2 separate regions of the Homo sapiens genome follow, and region 1 is linked to region 2. Evidence: read pairs that join two places in POLR2A ChIA-PET (ENCODE). Cell type or tissue: MCF 10A. All regions are shown on one strand. Each heading gives the region's core, and the rest is flanking DNA. Links, peaks and the distances in the headings are about the cores only.

Region 1 (2,923 bases), core at 144-2,643, 92 kb after region 2:
AAATATAAAGCTTTTATTTTATTTTTTTTTAGGCGTGCTCAGATTAAATATAAGGCTTTTAAATTTCCTTTTGTTAGTTTTTATTTACACATTTAATATTATGTTTCTGAGTTATTTGGTCATCTTTGTATTTGGTAGGCATATCTACTACGTCTTCATTCAAATTGTTGATAAAAATATTAAATTGACATAATAAATTACTCTGAAGTGGGCATGTCAGCTAGACTCACTCTGGATTAATACCAGTCCATTAATCAACACACATGGTTGTTCAATAATTGCTAGTTCTATCTATTATCGTCAGGCCCATATAACATTTTGTGTAGACATTATGATTTTGTAAAGTGCCTTGCTATAATTAAGCTATACTCTGCCTACAAGATTCTTACCTACAATGAAGAATACTACATTACTATCACCAACCTATTAAAATAGCCATTGCAGTTGATTTGTTTGGACTTGTTCATGATGAATGTTCTAGCATTTCATGTATCCACTTTTCCTTTCTTCACAAACTTTTTTTTCATCCAATTTTGAATTTTGCAAGGAATCAGTTTGGTCTGGACTTTCTAGACACTGCTTATTTTTCTCTTTAGAAGTCACCATATTTCCTTTTATCCAGACTTTTGATCCTGCCCGTGTTCACCATGATCTTAGTGATAAAATTTCTGTTCTTTTCCATCATTTGGAGTGGTAGGCCTAAGCCCATTTTAAGCTACATTCTGGCTCACTAGATCAATTTATCTTAGGTTTATGAAGACACTTCAAATTCATACTGACTTCTCATCGATAACCTTTGTTGATAAATGTCCCAATTCAGAGCTAGGTAGGTAATGTGGTTTTTATACTTTTTTGTCACTCGTGGCTCTTCACTGCTGAGAGTTGATTTATTGTATGACCTCTTTGTTTATGTATGCTTTTTGTAGAGGGCCATTGGTAAAAGTTGCCTGTAATTTAATTTGGTAAGCCTAAGTTAATAAAGCAATTTGTGTAATTATCACCACTTATCTGAATAGTTTGGCAGTCATTCACTGATTAACATACTAATATCTTGGGAAGTTTTATGTTTTCTAGACTCTTCTGTACCAAGGAGATGTTACTTTAAAGTAATGTGGTTTGTGTATGTGTGTGGGTTAGATGAATCAGAAGTTAGACATCTAATAAGCTTTCTATTTCCCTTTTTTTTTTTTTTTTTTTTAAGAGACAGGGTCTTCCCATGTTGCCCAGGCTAGTCTCAAACTCCTGGGATCAGGCAGTCTGCCCACCTCAACCTCCCAAAGTGCTAGAATTACAGGCATGAGCCACTGTGCCTTGCCCTCTATTCCATTGTTAGCAGTGGTTTTCCAGTCATTCTAAAATGGCTTTAATTTTTTTTCTTTAATGGAACAAATACTTAGAGTACCTGTGTGCAGCACAGTGTTGGGAACATTGAGAGACATGATAATGCAAGTTCTTAAAAAATAGAACTTGGCCAAGCAGAGCCTCATGGTTGATAAAAGTATATTGCAGTCACTGTGGTGTGCCCATGTTTTTATATGCCAAGCATTTTGCAAGACAGCAGTCCGCAACCTTTTTGGCATCAGGGACCGGTTTCGTGGAAGACAATTTTTCTGTGGACCAGGGGTGGGGGTATAATCTACAGCTCACTGCAGCTTCAGTACCACCCCCCCTCCCCCACCCCTGGCTCAAGTGATTGTCTTACCTCAGCCTCTTGAGTAGCCAGGACCACAGGCGCGTGACACCATGCCTGGCTAATTTATTTTTTATGTTTTGTAGAGATAGGGTCTCACTATGTTGCCCAGGCTGGTCTCGAACTCCTGGGCTCAAGTGATCCACCTGCTTCACCCTCCCAAAGTGTTGGGATTATAGGCGTGAGCCATCGTGCTCAGCTCCTTTACACATGTTAAATCATTTAATGTGTACAATTTGGAGTTGTAATTATTATTATTTTTATTGTAAAATATAACAAAATTTACCATGTTAATAATTTTTAAGTTTACAGTTCAGTGGCATTAAGTACATTCACAATGTTGTGCAATCATCGCCACCATCCATCTCTAGACCTTTCATCTTCCTCAATTGAAACTGTGTACCCATTAAACAGTTTCCCTGTTTCCATGGACGCCAGCCCCTGGCAACTACCATTCTGCTTCTCTGTCTATGAATTTGACCACTCTAGGTAGCTTGTGTAAGTAGAATCATACAATACTTGTCTTTTTGTGTCTGGCTTATTTCATTTAGCATTATGTTTTCACAGTACATCCATGTGGTAGAATGTGTCATTTTATCCCCATTTTACAGCAAAAGAAACTAAACCCAAAGTCGCATAGCTAATAAAGTGAAATTGAGATTGACACCAAACCTAAAAGTCAAGTCTGATGAAGTACGATTGATCTTGATTTATTTAGCCTATAGATATTTAGCTTGGGGAAGAGAACTTTTTGAGTATTTGAAGGACTCTAATAAGGATTATTACTTATATAACTAACTGTTCATCGCTAGACTAATAGGTGTAAATTAGAGGCAGGCAAATTTTGTTTTAGTAGAAGGAAGAATTTTTTAATAGAGCTGTTTTTGGATGATATGCACTACCCTAAAAAAATTGTTGGAAATAACCTTCAAAAGACTGCTGAATGCTCCTGTGGCAGGCGATGTTACAAAGAAGTAAAAAAGTTGAATTGGGTGAATTCTGAGTGTTCTTTTAATTCTGTTGCACTCTATGTGGGAGCATAAGAAACCTTCAAGACAGGCTGGGCATGGTGGCTCATGCCTGTAATCCTAACACTTTGAGAGGCCAAGGCAGACAGATCACTTGAGGTCAGGAGTTCAGAACTAGCCTGGTCAACATGGTGAAACCCTGTCTCTGCTAAAAATACAAAAATATTAGCTGGGCATGGTGGTGGGCGCCTGTAATCCCAGCTAC
Region 2 (2,923 bases), core at 162-2,661:
CCACCTCTTCTTCTATTATCTCTTCTCTCTAAAGCCCGTAGTCTTATTATGAGCTTTCTTTAACTGTTTTAATTACTCCTTCTCACCTTTTACAATCACTCCAATAAAGTTTTCATCCTGTCATTTACAAGATCATCCTGCCCCTCTTCTTTTTGTTCTTTCTCTTGCATTCTTCCACCTGCATACTCCTTAGGGTCATTCCTCAATCCTAAATAAATGTAATCATGTCCAATTCTTTTTTTTTTTTTTTTTGAGACAGAGTCTCGCTCTGTTGCCCAGGCTGGAGTGCAGTGACACAATCTCAGCTTACTGCAACCTCCTCCACCTCCCAGGTTCAAACAATTCTCCTGCCTCAGCATCCCGAGTAGCTGGGACCACAGGCATGCACCACCATGCCCAGCTAACTTTTGTAGTTTTAGTAGAGACAGGATTTCACCATGTTGACCAGGCTGATCTTGAACTCCCGACCTCAGGTGATCCACCTGCCTAGGCCCCCCCAAAGCGCTGGTATTATAGGCGTGAGCCACCGAGCCTGGCCTAATCATGTCCAATTTAATCTGAGTTCCCTTTTCCTTTCCTACCACTTGTTTTCCAGGACTCAAGCAAGCAAATGTACCAGGTCTTTTCATATCCCCATGTATCTGCTCGAGTTGTTCTCTCTGGAAGGCTCCTCCCTCTTTATCCACCTATTGAAATCCTATTCATTTTTCAAGGTCCTGATCATACGTAATCTCTTTTATGAAGTCTCCCTTATTTTCCACTCCTGCCATAATTAACGACTCCCATTAACCCCAAGACAACTGCACAACTAACGCAAACATAAAAAGTTGGTTGTATCTATGAATGCAGAGATAGCAGAGCTGGGAGAGATGACCATGAACCAGGTGAGTCAATCAGGGAGAATGACAAAGAGGTTGGTGGCAAAAGGAGAGACCAGGAGGGTACCTGCATGAATGGCTTGAACCCTAAAGGACAAAGGGGTTTTGCAGGAAGGCAGAAAAGTGATGCCCTAGAAGTGGCAAAGGGAAGCTAGGAGTAGGCTACAGCAGAGAGAGCTACAGGGAAGGCAATGCTGTTACTCTGTGAGGAGGCTCTGGTGTGGGAGAGTTGATTCACAGTGGAACAATGCTCTCAAAGGGCCACTGGAAAGATTTGGGAAGGCAGCCAGCAGAAGAATGGAAGTTCAAAATCATAGGAGGCTTGAGAGTACATAGAAAGACAGTTGATTAGAAAGGCTGGTGGCCAAAAAAACTGGGGATAAGAGGCAAGGCCTCCGCCTACACTGGCTGAGATCCCAGATGGTGTCAGAGACCAAATGAGGTTAGCATTCAATAGTCTTTGATCAGCATCCAAAGAGTAGGTTGACGAGTAATTTTTCCGATGTCTATGAAGAACAGATTTCTCTAATGTTCCACTCATGGCAAAATCCTTTTCCCACCCAGATCCATTTGTGGGCTATGCCATAGGGCAGGATGGAGGGGCGGGGGCTGTTGGTGAGGAGGTGTTGGGTGTGGCACCTCCTTTCACTAGGGCAGGGCTTACTGACCTAAAAGGGACACAGCAAGCTGAACATGGTGCAGAGTCTACAGGGATGAGAGGCCTGCAAGGCACCAAGTAGGCACGAAGGCCAAAAAAGTAGTGGATGACCAAGGGCAGACAGACAATAGCATAGGGAATCCAAGACAAAAATACTCATCTTCTGAAAACCCGGTATAAGCAGGGTTCTTTCAAATGCACATAATTAGATTTAAGCAAACAACAACAAAAGGAACACATTGGCTCACATAATCGAGAAGTCCTGGCACAGCTGACTCCTGCACTTCAAACAATGCTGAGTGTGCTCTCACCACCGTGCAGTGCTGCTTCTCACTGCACGGTCCCATTCTCTTGTATTGCGGCTTCCTCCATGGAGCAGGGAAAAATGACCACCAGTAGCTCCAGGTTACATCGCTCCAGGTTAAATCCCAGAGGAAGAGCTCCCCCTTTCCTAAATGCCAGCAGAAGAGTCCCATTGAGCCAGACTGGATCACATGCTAACCCCTGAGCCAATCCCTTGGTCAAGTGGAGGGACTGCTCGGATTGGCCAAGGCTGAATCACATGATCATCCCTGGGTAGTGTCAACTCCACCCAAACCACATGAATTGGACAGAGTAGCTGCCCAAAGGAAGAAAGTCTGGGCAGACAAATAATCAGTCCACTACAGCACAGTCACTTGTCAGGAAGGCCCCAGATAACCAAAAGGGCACTTGAGAGAGCTTTGAAGTCAGACAGAACTGGTTTTAAAGGTCAGCTTTGACATTTACTAGCTGTATGACCTCAGGTAAGTAATGTAACTTCTCAGTAACTCAGGTTCCTCATTGTAAAATAGTACCTACCTCCTATAGATATTGTGGGAGGATTAAATGAAATAATTTACATAAATTGCTAAGCACAATGCTTGACACAAAGTAAGTGATCAATCAATGGCAGCTATTATTATCAAAATAACAATAATGACAATTAGTATTATCAGAACAAAGGTACCATATGAAGGGTGATCTGTGACTCCATGAAAGAGAGGGCAAGGTCAGCATTTGGATAAATCAGCCCTGGGTCATGTATCATTAAGGACAACTGAGGACACAATGCAGAGGCCCAAATACAGAGTCAAAGCTAAGATAACAATTCAAATCAATAAACATGCTGAGCACCTATTGTGCACTAAGCACTGGAAATACAATTATGAATAACACACATATGACTCCAAGGTAAACTACCATGAAGAATGACTATGGCTCTGTGACAGTATTTCTGGGGGAGGAGAGGTTGACTGAGGCTGCTTCTACACTTTCAGCCACAGGCAGGGCACTGGAGTAGTGCTGAGCATACAACAGAACAATGCCATGGGACCAACTACCAGAATGCGAGGAAGAGACAGAAGGG

What was found. Peaks named below come from ENCODE experiments on the same cell type or tissue, not always from the same donor. Only the 100,000 strongest peaks of a DNase experiment are listed, where the experiment ranks them.
Region 1: POLR2A ChIA-PET joins it to region 2 with 5 read pairs; 3 of 35 experiments call an interaction of 5 or more read pairs at or near these places.

The regions. Positions count from the first base shown.
Region 1 is chr4:48,345,658-48,348,580 of GRCh38, forward strand. All of the region lies in intron 1 of SLAIN2 (SLAIN motif family member 2), which reads left to right. Among named protein-coding and RNA genes, the nearest start is that of SLAIN2, 5.6 kb to the left of the region's middle. In MCF 10A, for the core only: no CTCF peak of the experiment used is centred there; no DNase peak of the experiment used is centred there.
Region 2 is chr4:48,253,338-48,256,260 of GRCh38, forward strand. All of the region lies in intron 1 of TEC (tec protein tyrosine kinase), which reads right to left. Among named protein-coding and RNA genes, the nearest start is that of TEC, 15 kb to the right of the region's middle. In MCF 10A, for the core only: no CTCF peak of the experiment used is centred there; a DNase peak (open chromatin) is centred at 1,194.